2 separate regions of the Homo sapiens genome follow, and region 2 is linked to region 1. A link is a loop called in an ENCODE intact Hi-C map of the cell type or tissue named here. Cell type or tissue: CD4-positive, alpha-beta T cell. All regions are shown on one strand. Region 1 has its middle 16 kb from the start of DOCK9. Region 2 has its middle 40 kb from the start of DOCK9-DT.

Region 1 (8,000 bases):
CAAGTTCAAATGTGTGACCATCATAGGATGGTAACTAAAAGCAATGAACCAATCTGTTTAGAGAAGAGTAAAGGCATTTCTAAGGTTTTCCTTTCTCTCCACCATAAGAGGAAAAAAATGCAGAAGTCACGTCTTCCGTATGCATTCTTCACAATTCACTGCAATGAAAATAATGCCCCATCCAGTGTTACAGACTTAATGTACTATTATTTTCCTTTTAAACAGAATCTGTTACTCAGACACTGTATTGATATAACTTTCATGAGCTTGTCTATTCCCTGGTATAAGACTTGAAGAAAAGACGGTAAAATAAAAAATCTTAAGCAAGTTTTGTTTGGCAGCATTTTACAATTGAGAGTATGTTAAATAACACGTTCCCCAACAACTCATTTTGAAATAACTGCAGCACATACTACTACAGCTTATAGCTCTTCATTAATTTGGGGAAAAACATGAGACTTCTAGATTAATTGCAAGAGACTTAAGGCGACCACAAGTGCTGGGGGATTTGCTCCCCAAGGCTGGTGTGCCACCTCCATGTTTCCACTTATCTCAGGGACACACATCCACAAAAATGAGGACAGACAATCCCATGGTCAAGTTCTTTTCAGCCCAAACTCTGCAATTCAGCAATACATATGAGCACCCCAGTTAATGGGCTCACTTTATCCTTCTACTATACTAATTTTGTCATACTGTATGCAACCCAGCACTTATCACAAAAGAGAACACCTTAGGACTCTCACTAAAGTAGTCAAAAGAACCAAAAGGAATGCGGAATGCTCTCCTGTATTTACTCATTAATCCATTCATTAATGGATGGATTCATGCATTAAATTCCTTCCTTGCTAATCACTCAGCAAGCATTTCTTAACCACAGAGCGCTGCACAAGGTTTGGGAAATAAGGAACACACAATCTAGTTCAAGAGTACGATGTCTGAAAGTGGACTAAAAGGGATGCAAACAAGTAATTTCTTTTTTTTTTTGAGATGGAGTTTCGCTTTGTTACCCAGGCTGGAGTGCAGTGGCATGATTTTGGCTCACCACAACCTCCGCCTCCTGGGTTCACGTTGATTCTTTGCCTCAGCCTCCCCAGTAGCTAAGACTATAGGCATGCACCACCATGCCCGGCTGATTTTCGTATTTTTAGTAGAGACGTGGTCTCACCATGTTGACCAGGCTGGTCTTGAACTCCTGACCTCGTGATGCTCCTGCCTCGGCCTCCCAAAGTGCTGGGATTACAGGCGCGAGCCACCGCACTCGGCCGCAAACAAGTAATTTCAATAACAAGTGTGACAGGAGTAGCTAGACCTGTGCTGGCCAATATGGTAGCCACTAGCCACACGGGGCTACTCGAGATTTGCCTAGTTGAACCTGGATGTGCTATACACACTGGGTTTCAAAGACTCTGTGTGACAAAAAGAATGTAAAATATCTTAAGAGTTTTTTTATTGATTACTTATTGAATAATATTTGAATATACTGGGTTAAATAAAATATATTAGTAAAACTGATTTTATCTGTTTTTTATGGTTTTTAATATAGCTAGCAGAAAATGTAAAATTATATATAAATATAAATTACATATATACATATATAAAAATATTATATTTTTAGTGGAAAGTGTTGGACTAGGCAATCCCCAATCCTGTCTCTTCTTCCTAGGCAGTCGACTTTCCAATCTCCTTGGCAGTTAGGCTGAAACTACGTCACTAGGTTCTGGCCCAAGAAAAAAGTAAAAAAAAATAATAATAAGGTCGCAGAGACCAGGCACAGTCAAGGAACATGCTGCTTGATGATCCTTGCTTTCTCCCCACCTGTGGGGCCACTGGATGCAGGGAATCTGGAGGAGCCTGAGGCCCTGGCTACACAGGAGCCACAGAGGTAAGAAGCCAGGCTCCTACATCATCACATGGAAGACCACCGCATGTACACCTGGTGAGATCGTGTCACACATGAGAAATAAAACTGTACAGTGTGAAGCTACAGCAGTTAGCCTACCCTGCCTAACCAATACAGTGAAAAAAAAAAAAATGCCCCAACAGGAGGGATGGCTGACTACCTGTTGAGGAGTTATCAGGATAAGCTTCAGGAGATGGGGTGCTATTTGAATGGTGTCTAAAAGGTGGTGGTTCCCAAACTCTTATCATGTCAGGATCATTTAGAGAGCTTGTTAAAACAGCCCACTGGGCCCTCTTCTGACCCTCTCAGAAGACCCAGATGGTCTATGTGGGAGTGTCAGCCCCTTAAGGGCACTCCGATCTCCCCCAGGCCCTCCTCGGAGCTACCATGAGCCTCCCCTCCCAGCTTCCCTTCAGTTGGGTAGGTCTACTCAGCGGGTCTAGAATGCAGCTGATATGGTTTGGCTCTGTGTCTAAACCCAAATCTCACCTTAAATTGTAATAATCCTCACGTGTCATGGGAGAGATCCGGTGGGAAGTAAGTGAATCATGGGGCCAGGTTTTTCCCCTGCTGTTCTCATGAGTAAGTCTCATGAGATCTGATGGTTTAATAAAAGGGAGTTCCCCAGCACACCCCACTTGCCTGCCGCCACATAAGATGTGCCTTTGCTTTTCCTTCGCCTTCCACCATGATTGTGAGGCTTCTCCAGCCATGTGGAACTGTGAGTCCATTAAACCTCTTTCCTTTATAAATTACAGTCTCAGGTATGTCTTTATTAGCAGCATGAGAATGGACTAATACAGCAGCTGAGAATCCACAGCTCTCCTGATGCTGCTGGCTCAGGGAGCAAACTTGAAAAGCAAAGTCTTAAAGAATAAGCAAGACGTTCTGAAGCAGTGAAGAGAGTAAAAGGTGTTCAAGCAAAAAGGAAGTACATATCCAGAAAGGTGTGGAAGTCTGAAAGAGCATGGTGTGTTTGGGAAACAGCAAGACTTTAGATGAAGCAGCACCCCCAGCATGGCAAAGCAGGAGAAAAAGACAGAAAGGTAGGTGGAATCAGAATGAAGACAGCTGCAGTCTTAGTCAGGAGTATGGACTCTGCCTCCTCAATGAGAAGTGTAAAACACAGCCTCTTTTCCACAGCATATGCAGTAATAAAAATAATTACTCCAAAGTAAATATGGGTATCTGGTAGTTAATACTTCAATTACCGGCACAATTCCTGGGTAAATGACAGGGGCATAATATGGTAACTTGATCATTACGGACCCCGTATGAGACTCCAAATTCCTAATTCTCAGATTCTCTACCCATATGTTGTTATCTCATTATGTGACATGAGAAACAATTTAAGCAGAGTAACATTCGCCTTCAAATCTACTTCACAGCAGCCTTTGAGAGGTAGGAAATTTTTTAAACTGTTCCTAGGAAGATGTGTATAATTTACATGAGAGTGTCTATTATTTTAGGTGGCTGTCTTGGAGAGAAGCAATCAGAAATAACAAACCATGATAAAGAAAGGAAAGACTGATGGGCTTGTGATCAGTGAAGGAAGGCAGTAACTATGGAAAACAACATGTCTTCACTAGGAATACTTCCACTAGGTGGTGGCGGGCACCTGTAGTCCCTGGAGGCTGAGGCAGGAGAATGGCGTGAACCCGGGAGGCGGAGCTTGCAGTAAGCTGAGATTGCGTCACTGCACTCCAGCATGGGTGACAGAGCGAGACTCCGTCTCAAAAAATAAAAATAAATAAAGTTTGTAAATAAAGTTTATATTGTAAATAATAAATAAAAGTTTTGGTTTTTAAAGTTTATTAAATGTTTTCTCTCACTGTAGTTAGAATTATCTAATATGTGAAATTTGCTTATGTTGAAAATTCAAGGAAGTAAATAAGTTGTACTTCAAAGAGAAAAAAATATTATGACATTACTATCAACAATAAACCTTAGTATCATCAAGTTGTAATGTGAGATTGCGGGCAATCCAATTCACAGGAGTAAATGTGTGATTGAAGGAAGAGCTCCTTGCAAAGCTGGGTTTGGGATGGTCCTTAAAGAATAAGAAATATATTAAAATAAAAAAACTTTAAAATAAAAAAATAATCAATGGACTAGACTTTATCTACTTTAGAAAAGTCTACTGCAGGTGAAGGGCTGTTGGCGTGAGTCCCAACAGAAGCTGGGGTGCCTACCATCTCCTAGGACAGAAGCTGTTCTGCCCACTTGGGCTTGTTTGAGCACTTCTCCTTTGTAACCTGAAGCATCAGGTATTCTAATCTAGTGGTTCCCCACTGGGGGTGATTTTACCCTCCAGCAGGGAATGTGGCACTATCTGGAAGCATTTTTGGCTGTCATGACTTGCAGAAGGGGGGTTGTACCTGCCATATACTGGGTAGGGCCAAGGATGCTGCCAAACATGGTATAATACAGAAACCGGCCCCCTCAACAAAGAATTATCCAGCCCAAAATGTCAACAGTGCTAAGGCTGAGAAATGCAGCACCAATCCTACCGGGAGAATTACTTTTCAAATTTGAATCTTCTTCTGTGACAAAGGAATGTGTGTCCAGAGAGTTCAGTGTATTCATCCTACATTTACATATAATTGTGTTACTCATATATAATCAGATATGAGTGTATATATTATGTAATTATATATCTAATATATAATTATATCCTTGATCAAGATCAATTAATTCATTGTTCCTTCCTCTTAATTGTGCTCCTAGTAAAATGTCTTTTTTGTCTGTATATCAAGTGGTAATTCCGCTTCCCCTTTCTTTCCATACATTCTTTTGTATGACTTCTACAAAAAAATTAAGAACATATATATGGTAACCAATTCTTTGTGTCAAATATATAATTATTACATATTAAAATATTCTAGAAGCTCAAAAATATTAAACACTTAAGTTTTACTTTTCTGTTCACTTTAAATTGTAAACGAGTGAAAAATTCTAAGTTCGTGAGGTATGGTTATTACCCTTTGACAAACAGGAAATTGCATAAACAACCCAGGTGCTCTAAAGAAATGTACGCATGGGAAAAAAATCAAAAGGATGTGAATTGTGCTGTTAGAAGTGTATCTGCTAGATAGACACATGTGCAGGCCCATCAGTCATTACAGACTCCAAGTCACACCATGACAGAAACAAAACACCGTTCCCGAGGAAATCTTTGTTTGCAGACTGTTTCTATTAATTTATTTCACTCATGAAAAGCTAATGCTGGGGTGTCGTGTGAAGTAAAAACATTACAGTGGTTCATCATATACACCAGCAAGCAGGCTGGAAGGAAGGAGTATTGGGAGATGTGCTGACCAGGCTTTCTACAAGCATACTCAGAGACCACAATGAAATCAACCAGTAAACAACTAGCAACACGATTACTAGTTTATTTACAATTGTGTTAAGTGCAATGAAAGAAAAGTAGAGGATGCGTAACTAGTCTCAGGTTAAATAAGCCTCCTTTGAGGAAGATACTTTTTTTTTTTTTTTTTTTTTGAGACAGAGTCTCGCTCTGTCCCCCAGGCTGGAGTACAGTGGCGCGATCTCGGCTCACTGCAAGCTCCGCCCCCCGAGTTCACACCATTCTCCTGCCTCAGCCTCCCGAGTAGCTGGGACTACAGGCACCTGCCACCACGCCCGGCTAATTTTTTGTATTTTCAGTAGAGACGGGGTTTCAGCGTGTTAGCCAGGATGGTCTCGATCTCCTCACCTTGTGATCCGCCCGTCTAGGCCTCCCAAAGTGCTGGGATTACAGGTGTGAGCCACTGCGCCCGGCCGGAAGATACTTTTAAACATGGCTAGAAGGAGGAGTGAATTCTGAATAGTGGCTGAGTTAGTGCAAATTGAGGGGTGAGGAAATAGCATGTGCAAAGGCCCTGAAGCGCAGAATAGTTTGCCCTCTTTGAGCAGCTGAACAGTGGCCCATTCAGTGCAGTGGTCCAGGGGAGAACAGCACACGATGAGCCCAGTAGGGTAAGCACGGTGCAGATCATATTGGGCCTTGTTAGCCATGGCAGGCATATTGAGGATTGTGTATTTCAACCTGAGCTAAATGGAAAGCCACCAAAGGGCTTTAAATAGCAGATGGCATATGGACATATACGCACTGGGATGAGGTATAGGCCTTCAGATGCAAACAGAGATGACCACATATAGACAGGTGGTGGCTACAACAATGAAAGTGAATGTCATCACCTAAAAAGAGGATGCTGGCCAAGGATGGAGCCCTCAGTAATACAAGTGCTGCTCGTAATTACCACAACCCATCCTTCTCACTCACAGTGTCCACGGCACAAAGCAGAACACAACTAAGACAGCGGTCACACATCTTTTTCCAGATCCCGAGTAGTACTAACAGCAATTCATCACTAGCTGACTTATGTTATACCTTGTAAGCCATCTAGAGCTAAGATCAATACTAATATTATATAACTAACTCTTCACAAATGTATATTTCACATTCCAACTGGACTGTGCCTTACAGGTCCTTACATTACCCATATATTCCAATAATCTATTTCAAAATCAAAGAATTTCTGACCTGGAGGGGATAATCTAATCCAAGCTTGTCCAATCCACGGCCCAGGGCCATATGTGGCCCAGGATGGCTTTGAATGCAGCCCAACACAAATTCGTAAACTTTCACTTTCTTAAAACATTATGAGTTTTGCAATTTTTTAAAAGCTCATCAGCTATCACTAGTGTTAGTGTATTTTATGTGTGGCCCAGGACAATTCTTCTTCTTCCAGTGTGGCCCAGGGAAGCCAAAAGATTGGGCACTCCTGATCTAATCCTTTACCTTCCTTGGTTTTATTGTTTATATTTCTTATTATAATAACTTGGAAGTAAGTTGCTCTGCCAATGGTAAAGCAAACAGCATAGTTTTACCCCAAAAATGCGGATCTTCTGAAATCCAAAGAAACTCCTTGCATACTAAGTCCAATCGGTACTCATTCCTCAGCTGGCATAACAGAAAGAAGACAAGAAAAGACATGTGCTCCCCTCTCACAACCTGAATGGGAAAGGAGTATTGGGAGATGTGCTGACTATCCAGGGTTTCTACAAGAGGACAGTGGAAAAGAGGGAAAAGAGGGCTTCTCGAATGTGTAGTCAATGTGTGCAGCAGACACTCACAGCGCACTTACCCTAGAACACGCCGCTTCGCAGGGCACCTGTGTCTGCTGCCTGCAGGCCCACACGTCTCAGGAACTAAAGCGAACACTGTAAAATCACTGAGCTGTGGCCCTCTGTGGATCACCTCACTTTCCTCTGGTTATTCAGGCAGGGTTCGCCCACCCCACGCCCAGAGGCAAACAATAAGAAAACTTGGAGTAAAAAAGAACTTACCAATTCAGCTCAAATTTCTAACTAAAGCCTTTTATTTGACCAGCTCAGTCCTGCTGAGCCCCGCACCTCAGAGTTGCTTTGCCTAAACATCTGTAAAGAAGACCTCTCTCAAGGGCATGACAGTAAGTCTCCTGGCTGACCACTAGATTCCTATTTGCCACATGTGAAAGAAGAGCAGACCAGTAGCGATGTGAAATGAGGTTTGTCTTCAAAACCACCCACTCTTTTGATATCCTTTGTTGGTCTCTCAACACTTCCTTCCCTCACTCCATCCACATCAGACTATTTCCAGGGATTGCCATGGGCAGCCTTCACTGTTCTTTGTGGGAATTATTTTCCTGTCTCTGTGCATTGCTGGCTTGCAATTCCAGCCCTGGCTGGTCAGGAATACTCCAGTCACCCCCTGACTTTGTGCATCTTTGTTATACAATAGAAAACATTTCCATGTGGGGATTCTGGGAGAATAACTGAGAAGCATGCTGCTTTCCAGCCCCGTAGCTAACGAGAGGTCTGTTCTGCCAAAGTGTGGCACTGGCCCAGCCCCACCCTTGACCAACACAGCAGATTCTCCTAAGTCCCCAGGATCATCTCTGTAAAAGCCCTGAGGATTTTCTCAGACTAGGGCTGAGGCCATTCTGCTCTTCCAAGATTTGCTGCAAACCACAGAAACATCTCCAGGGTGATGGTGAGGGTGTCATGCATGTGACACCTGCCATTCTCCTCAGCTTTTCCTCTGTACTTGGTG
Region 2 (8,000 bases), 53 kb after region 1:
ATTGTCCCTAGGTAGTTTATTTCTTCACTGCAGGTGGAGACTAGTTAGCACAAAAGCCCTCTAGCATCAAACTCAAATTTTTATACATCCAATTATTTTAAAAATAGCCCCAAACAGGCAGATCTTTTGCCATGTAGCCTGCTTCACAGACCCACTGAAATCTTGCCTGAAAACTGTCACCCACTGACAAGATAGGGCCTTACAAGGCCCCAAGCAGCTATGGCCCTTCTGAGCTCTCTGACCCAGAGACTCCCACAGCACTGCTGGGTGACATCATCTAGGCACATGGCACCACCTAGACACAGTCCCTTCTGAGTGGTGGCCCCAGATGGCCTCAGCCCGTGAGGGACATCCCCTCTCAAGCAACCCTGTCCCACCGCCATCCAATAAAGCTCATGGGTCACTGCCTCTCAGGGTCACATCTTCTTCCTTGGTCAGCTCCAAATCCCTGGAAGCCCCTACAGTGACCTCAGTAGGACTTTTAGGCAAAAGGAAGAAACTGGGGAAGATATCATCAGTCTATTCCTTGCCTCAGAAATCAAACTTCTCTTCCAGCTGGCCCTGAAGACAGCCCACTCTCAGTGAACAGCTGTAGGCTGCCTGAAGCCTGGGCATTTGTGGGGAATCCACCCATCCCGGAGGCACCCCTGCCCCAGCCCAGAAATCCTAGGTAGGCTCTCTTCTCCCTGAGAAGGGGCAGCCCATCTGTCTCTCTACGGTCTCATATCCTGGGAAGTCAGCCCCTCTAGCTTTCCATCAGTTGCCATGCAGAACCCAGGAGCAGAGGACTCAGACACTTGCAGGTACGTCGGGGAGAGAGGGAGGCTGCCAAACAGGTCCACAAACAGGACCCAAGACACATAAAAGTGCAGCTGCCAAGGCTATCTATTTTCTTGTCCACCGGGGTAAGGGAAGGGAGCTGAGGACATCCCAGAAGGAACATGGGGTCTAAAGTAATTGCTAATAATGAAGGAGAACTTACTCCTTTACCCTGCCTCATCTTACCCACATCCTTTCCACAATCAGCCTGCCCCCTCCTTGAGGCCCTCCATGATGGGACGGCCAGCTTCAGTGTTTGCTTGTCCCCGCCCACTGCCCTACATATGCCACTACTGTAGGCAGGACAATACTGGTGTGACCATCCCTCCACACCAGCCTCAGAAGAGCACCTCATACACTGCCTGGCACCAGAGGCCTCTAATAAAAGTTTGCTGAATGAATGAATAAATGTGACTCACTCACTTACCATTTATATTTAATTACCATGTAACCCAATTGTGATTCTTATTTATATGACAGATTAGCTCTGCTCTAAAGTTATCTGCTAACAATAGCTCAGGGAGACTCAACCATGGTTTACAAGGCATGTTCAACTGCTCACGCGACACTGTTGAATGCTCGTAACAGGAAAGCCAGGGCCAACCCTGTGTATTCACTGCCCTGAGTTTTATTAAGCAAATTAATCTTAAACACAGACATTGAGTGAAGCCACCAGCCAGCCTCCTGTAATTGATTCTGGTGGAATCACTGAATCAAGAACACTGCAGGCAGTGGGTCTTATTCATGTTTGTTCCCTCAGCAACCAGCAGGATGCCTGGTATACAGTAGGACATCAATAAATGCTTATTGTGAAGTTCTTGAAGCAGCAGATGCTTCCTATAGCTGAAGTATTTCAGCTTCTAGAGACCACAGATGTCTGCCACCTGGCTGAGCACCCCAGTCAGACCCACACTGATCAGGACCACCACACCATGGCAACCAGAAAGGAACACCAGACTATTATGTATGAATACCACGATCGCTTCCTAGCTCTTATTTCAAAGTGATACAGACTACTCACTAACACTTTAAAAATGTGCAAATTTTGCCACCAAAAATAAATGAATTTGGAAATACAAAAGTTTAGAACAAAAAGCTACGGAGCTAACTTAAAAGACACAAACTTTGGGCTCCCTTATTAACAATGTGTTGAAGACAAGAGCAATCATTCTCCCCAAACTATAATACAGTGCTTAAAGCCGTAAGTAAAAGAAAAACCAAAAGGACTGTCACCTGACTGTACAGCCAGGTTCTTCCATCACATGCACAAGCTCCTCCATGCCTTCCTACCCGTGTTTCTCAGGAGCAGGACAGGATTTTACCATACTGAGAGCAGAGGGGAACTCCCACCACAATTCCAGCCCATAGACATATTCACCCACAAACCATTCAGTGGTACCCAAGTCGACAGACCTTCTTCAAGAGATGTCTCACTAAGAGGATGTGGTGGAAAGGGAATCCCTGCATGCTGTTTGTGGGACTGTAAATTAGTGAAGCCACTGTGGAAAACAGTATGGGGGTTCCTTAAAAGATTAAAAATAGGACTAGCATATGATCCAGCAATCCTACTACCGGGTACTTGCCCAAAGAAAATGAAATCGCTGTGTCAAAGCGATATCTGCACTCCCATGTTCATGGCCGCACTATTCACAACAGCTAAGATATGGAATCAACCTAAGTGGCCATCAGTGGATAAATGGATAAATAAAATATGGTGTATACCGTATATACACAATGAAATATCATTCAGGCGCAAAAGAGAAAGAAATCGTCTGCAACAACATGAACATAGAGGACATCATGTTAAATGAAGTAAGCCAGGCAAAGAAAGGCTAATACTACATGACCTCACTTAGATGTAGACTCTAAAAAAGTCAAACTTACAGAAGTAGAGAGTAGAATGGTGGTTACCAGGGGCTGGGGGTGGGGTTTGGAGAGATGTTGGTAAAAAGATACAAAATTTCAGTTAGCTAGGGGGAATACAGTATAAACATGGTGACTACAGTAAATAAATAGCTGAGAGTAGAACTGAGTTCTCACCACAGAAAATGTTAAGTATGTGAAGTATTGCATGTTACTTAGCTTGATTGAACCATTCCAATTTTAAAACATCATGTTGTATACCCTAAATATACGGAATTTTTGTCAAAAAATGCATATATAAAAAGAGATGCCTCACCAGCTTAATCATCTTTTTAAAAACAAAACAAAACAAAACAAAAAAAACAGCAGCCGGGTGCGGTGGCTCACACCTGTAATCCCAGCACTTTGAGAGGCTGAGGCGGGCGGATCATGAGGTCAGGAGATTGAGACTATTCTGGCTAACACGGTGAATCCCCATCTCTACTAAAAATACAAAAAAAAAAAAAAATTAGCCGGGTTTGATGGCACGTGCCTGTAGTCCCAGCTACTCAGGAGACTGAGGCAGGAGAATGGCGTGAACCCGGGAGGCGGAGCTTACAGTAAGCTGAGATTGTGCCACTGCACTCCAGCCTGGGTGACAGAGTGAGACTCAGTCTCAAAAAAAAAAAAAAACCAGCATCACTGTGTCTAGAATTCACAAGACAACCAGGAAATATCTTAAGCAACGACAGAAAAGGCAGAAATGTATGTCCCAACACTGAGCCCAGGCTCAGCACGGGGCAGAACAAGCCGAGCGACCTCCCACCTGGCATATCTTCACTTGGAAGGTGGGACGCACACCAACAGGTTTTGCTGGAATGATGCCCTCCTGCTTTGAGTAGGAGGATCCTTAACTCCAGGGCCATAACACATTGCACAACCAAGGGCTTGGCCTGGGCTTTGCCACTCACCCATGAGATTAACAGAGGAAGTAGTTTGTTGGTTTTGAGGTTTTCAAAAGGAGGAAGGATTTTGCGCCCAGTATGCTAACCTCCTTAGCTGCGCTCCGGAAAACAGCACTTAAAGGGTTGCCCAACTTGTGGGACTTGTCTCGACAGTAAACACCTCATAGAACATGCCTGGTTATGAGGGGGCACACCTGACAGGAAAGTCCAGGACTCACAGATGAGGGGCCTTGAAGAGCCACTGTGAATCACTGCTGTGTTATCACATACTGTGTGTAAGTGCATGGGTGTAAAATAAACACACACAGCCTGGAAACCTGTTTTATTCAGAGTATAAGCTCAGATGTCAACATCTTTCTCTGCCTAGATCTATCACTTACTTTACTTTCATTCTTACATCTAACTCCTGACCTCTTAATCCTCCTGAAGACATCACCAGAAATGTCTCATACTTCATGCCTGCGTTTAAGGTACAAAGTGTAGCTTTGGATAGGTTTTTAAAAGGTTCCTGTTTAGGTTATGCTCCAAAGGAAAGCCCATCTTGACACTTCCTCTCCCATAAGGATGAGCGTGAAGAGAGCCAAAGTTGGACGAGTCCAGGTTTAATCTCCTATCTCTGATGATTAAAAGACAAAATATTTATTTAAAACACGGCCAAACAGCCACTGACATCTGTGCAATTTTTGGTGGCTATGTTGGACTATTCATGGGGGTCAAATAAATAAAAATGGCCAAGCCTATGAGTAAACTTTTCCTCATGGTAAAGTTTCCCAAGATAATGTGCTAATTGAAATACACGCCAGCTGACCCTAGAAGTAGGGCCTATTTAGAAAATTTTAAAAGTACATATTTTTTATTTCCTCAGAAACACAGCCTTTTCTGTGTATAGATTCAGGCTCTCTCTGGATGGGGCAGAGAACCACAGGCTGAGGAGTATCAGCTGCCATCGCAGCACATAAGCACGTCTGTTACCATCAGGGTCCCCAGGTTAGAATAAGGAAATTGTCTTTCTACTTTTAAACATTCTGGGGCCTAAGAACATCTTCTTAGTCTCATTTATTTTCACTCCTTAGGTGTTGTCTGAAAATAATGAAAGTCAAACTTTTTCTGAGAATCAGTGGTTCTAATCCTTTTTTTTTTTTTTTTTTTGAGACGGAGTCTCGCCCAGTCGCCTAGGCTGGAGTGCAGTGGTGCCATCCTGGCTCTCTGTAACCTCTGCCTCCCACCTTCAAGCCATTCTCCTGCCTCAGCCTCCTGAGTAGCTGGGACTACAGGTGCACACCACTATGCCCAGCTAATTTTTTTTTTAATTTTTAGTAGAGACGGGGTTTCACCATGTTAGCCAGGCCGGTCTTGAACTCCTGACTTCAGGCGATCCACCCACCTCGGCCTCCCAAAGTGCTGGGATTACAGGCAGGAGCTACTGCGCCTGGCCCTAATCTTGAAGCATCAGCCTCAAGCAACCACCTTTCCAGGAAAGTGTCCCTGGATACAAACTCAATGTATTGTTCTCCCTCCCTTTCACTGGCCTTTTACAACTCAATTCCTGCCCTCCTGTATAATACCCAACAGCAGAGCTCCTAGGAGTCAAATCCTGGGCTCTGACACAAAGTTTCACCCTGGGCAGGCCTCCAGTTTGGGGGCAGCACCAGGGACCTCAATGTCAGCAAAATCACGAATCAAACACTGATGTCCGATGACAGTTCTCACTGAGAACATATTCCATTGTATTTTAAAGTTATGGAAAATCTTCATACGGTGTTTAAAAGTGTTCATGTGCTGCTTCTTGGTTTACAGTTTTATCTGTTTTGTTTTGTTTTGTTTTGTTTCTGCCGGCTCAAAGCCAACAGCAGGATTTTCACCAAGTTTCCAGTTTTGGAGTAAGAAGCACGCCTGAAGACAGCCAACCTGGAGACAGCCTGCGTGCACCCCAGCGGAGCTTCCCCAGTTACCATTCCCCTCTGCTACTGCTCATCTTCTCATCACTCTTATTTGTCCCTACTCTAGAAAAGAAAATAAGAAGGAATTTTGAATAATGCATGCTCTGTGTTCATCAGTGTTCATTAACGTAACAAGCACATAACTAAAAATACAATAATAGGGCTTATCACGGAAAGCAAGGGTGGCCTGGCTCACCCACTCCACTCCCAGCCCTGCTCCTCGGAGGCAATTCCCTTCCATATTTTGGTGCTTCTTCCAGTGTTTGCTCTCCTCCTGCTGCCCCCATAACTGTAACATACAGATTTCTCAATTTTATCCTTTCCAAATATTTTCAACTGACTTTCTGCTATGACAAATGGGGACAGCTCACATGCAACACTCCCATCCTCACAGTGCCACTATTTCTCATTCTCTACAGTTCTCTTTGTAACTGTAAGCACTAATATACTTGTACCTTTATTATTCCATCACTGACCACTGCTCGGGACTTCCCACTTTGTTAGGTAAAGACTTCACACCAAAAAGCGAAATTCAAATCCCTGACATTAAGCTCTGCTACTAATAAACAGCAAAGCTTAATAAGCTGAATAATCATAGCTAAGTACAAATAATGAATATAATAATAATAAACAGCTGAATAAGTCTGACTGTGGAGTTCGTGTTTAATTTTTTGTTTGGTTATTTTCTGTATGGCTAAGAATGGAAAGAAAATGAATAGTTAAAAATATGTTTTGGCATTGTACAGACTTCAATCAATCACTCTGTTTTCTGGACCCAACAGAATCATCAATGACTACCCTTACTCAATTCTCTCATTACTCAAGAATTTTGGAGATGAAACCCAACTGTGAAATGAAAATTCTTAAATGGTAATACTGTTCATCTGAGTATGTTTACAGTACTTCTGAATCCACATACCTTATCACCCCTCACCTTCCAACCTCAGAATATCTGGCCAAAAGGAGGTAGCAGGCAATGCTGAAGGCTGCTCCTTGGACAGGGGCAGTGTGGTCAGCCTTGTCATCGGGAGGCATGGTGTGGCCATGGAGTAAGGACATCTTAGAAAAAGACAACTCTAGCTGGGCATGGTGGCAAACGCCTGTAGTCCCAGCTACAAAAAAAGGAAAAGAAAAGAAAAGAAAAAGACAAATCTGGACTGAGGGAGTGTGTTAAAGGCTACTGATGTAACAGCTGAAATTTTTTTTTTTAAACAGGGTCTTGCTCTGTTACCCAGGCTGGAGTGCAAAAGCACAATCATGGCTCGCTGCAGCCTCAACCTCTAGGCTCAAGTGATTCTCCTGCCTCCCACCCACATAGCTGGGACCACAGGTGTGCGCCACAGCGTTCAGCTAATTTTCTACAATTTTTTTGTAGAGACAGGGTTTCACCATGTTGCCCAGGCTGGTCTTGAACTCCTGGACTCAAAAGATACTCCCACCTCAGTCTCCTAAAGTGTTGGGATTACAGGAATGAGCAACCACACCCAGCCAATAGCTAAATTTTTGAAAGCAGGACACATACTGTATTATCAGATAATGATCCCTAACATACAAAACTGGATTTCATTAGGAAATGATTGATCTTTCCAGATAATGAATGCTGCAGGTTCTCTCCTAGGCCAACATCTTCATGACATCTAAAAATACAAGAAGCAATTATGCTATAGATTTAAAAAATTGAAATATGATATGTGAAAATACTGAAAATAACCTATGGAGCTATCAAAGTTTATGGAGGATATTTAGGTTTCAACATGTAAGATGACACCTGCTTGCATGTTGGATCCTGTCTAAAATTTCAAGCCATGGACAGCAAGTAAAAACAAATCAAAAATGGAAAGACACATAGCATGTGTAGTTTATCTATGTCACAGAGCAAAAATAACACTTTGGTAATGCTTTAATTAAAATCAAGTACCTAGAGTTCATTCCATATTTCAGGCCTGTAGGAGAAAAAAAAAGCAAAACCACTTCCCCTTGCAGTGATACACGAATGGAAATATCCGAGACAGCGAAACCTGAATCAGCTACAAACAGTATGACCTTGCATGACTAACTTATTCTCCCATCCAATCAACATGTCATGACCGGGCGCAGTGGCTCATGCCTGTAATCCCAGCACTTTGGGAGGCTGAGGTGGGTGGATCACGAGGTCGGAGTTCAAGACCAGCCTGGCCAACGTAGTGAAACCCTGTCTCTACTAAAAATACAAAAAATTAGCCAGACGTGGTGGCGGGCGCCTGTAATCCCAGCTACTCGGGAGGTTGAGGCAGGAGAATAGCTTGAATGCTGGAGGGGGAGGTTGCAGTGAGCTATTGCACCACTCCACTCCAGCCCAGGCGACATGCGAGACTCCGTCTCTAAGTAAATAAATAAAAAATAAACATGTCATAAGCACCCACCATGTTGTAGACACTAATGACAAGTCCCACAA

Evidence for each region. A loop is a pair of places that touch in the nucleus more often than their neighbours do. Peaks named below come from ENCODE experiments on the same cell type or tissue, not always from the same donor. Only the 100,000 strongest peaks of a DNase experiment are listed, where the experiment ranks them.
Region 2: a loop joins it to region 1, with 2.5 times the contacts of the local background. A loop is called at or near these places in 5 of 110 quality-filtered maps.

Annotation. Positions count from the first base shown.
Region 1 is chr13:98,990,103-98,998,102 of GRCh38, forward strand. It overlaps a transcript of DOCK9 not described here. Among named protein-coding and RNA genes, the nearest start is that of DOCK9, 16 kb to the left of the region's middle. RefSeq lists enhancers at 1,927-3,126, 3,968-4,469. In CD4-positive, alpha-beta T cell, no CTCF peak of the experiment used is centred here; a DNase peak (open chromatin) is centred at 4,959; H3K27ac peaks cover 374 bases.
Region 2 is chr13:99,042,762-99,050,761 of GRCh38, forward strand. It overlaps a transcript of DOCK9 not described here. Among named protein-coding and RNA genes, the nearest start is that of DOCK9-DT, 40 kb to the right of the region's middle. In CD4-positive, alpha-beta T cell, no CTCF peak of the experiment used is centred here; DNase peaks (open chromatin) are centred at 2,200, 3,690 and 7,580; H3K4me3 peaks cover 1,126 bases; H3K27ac peaks cover 4,808 bases.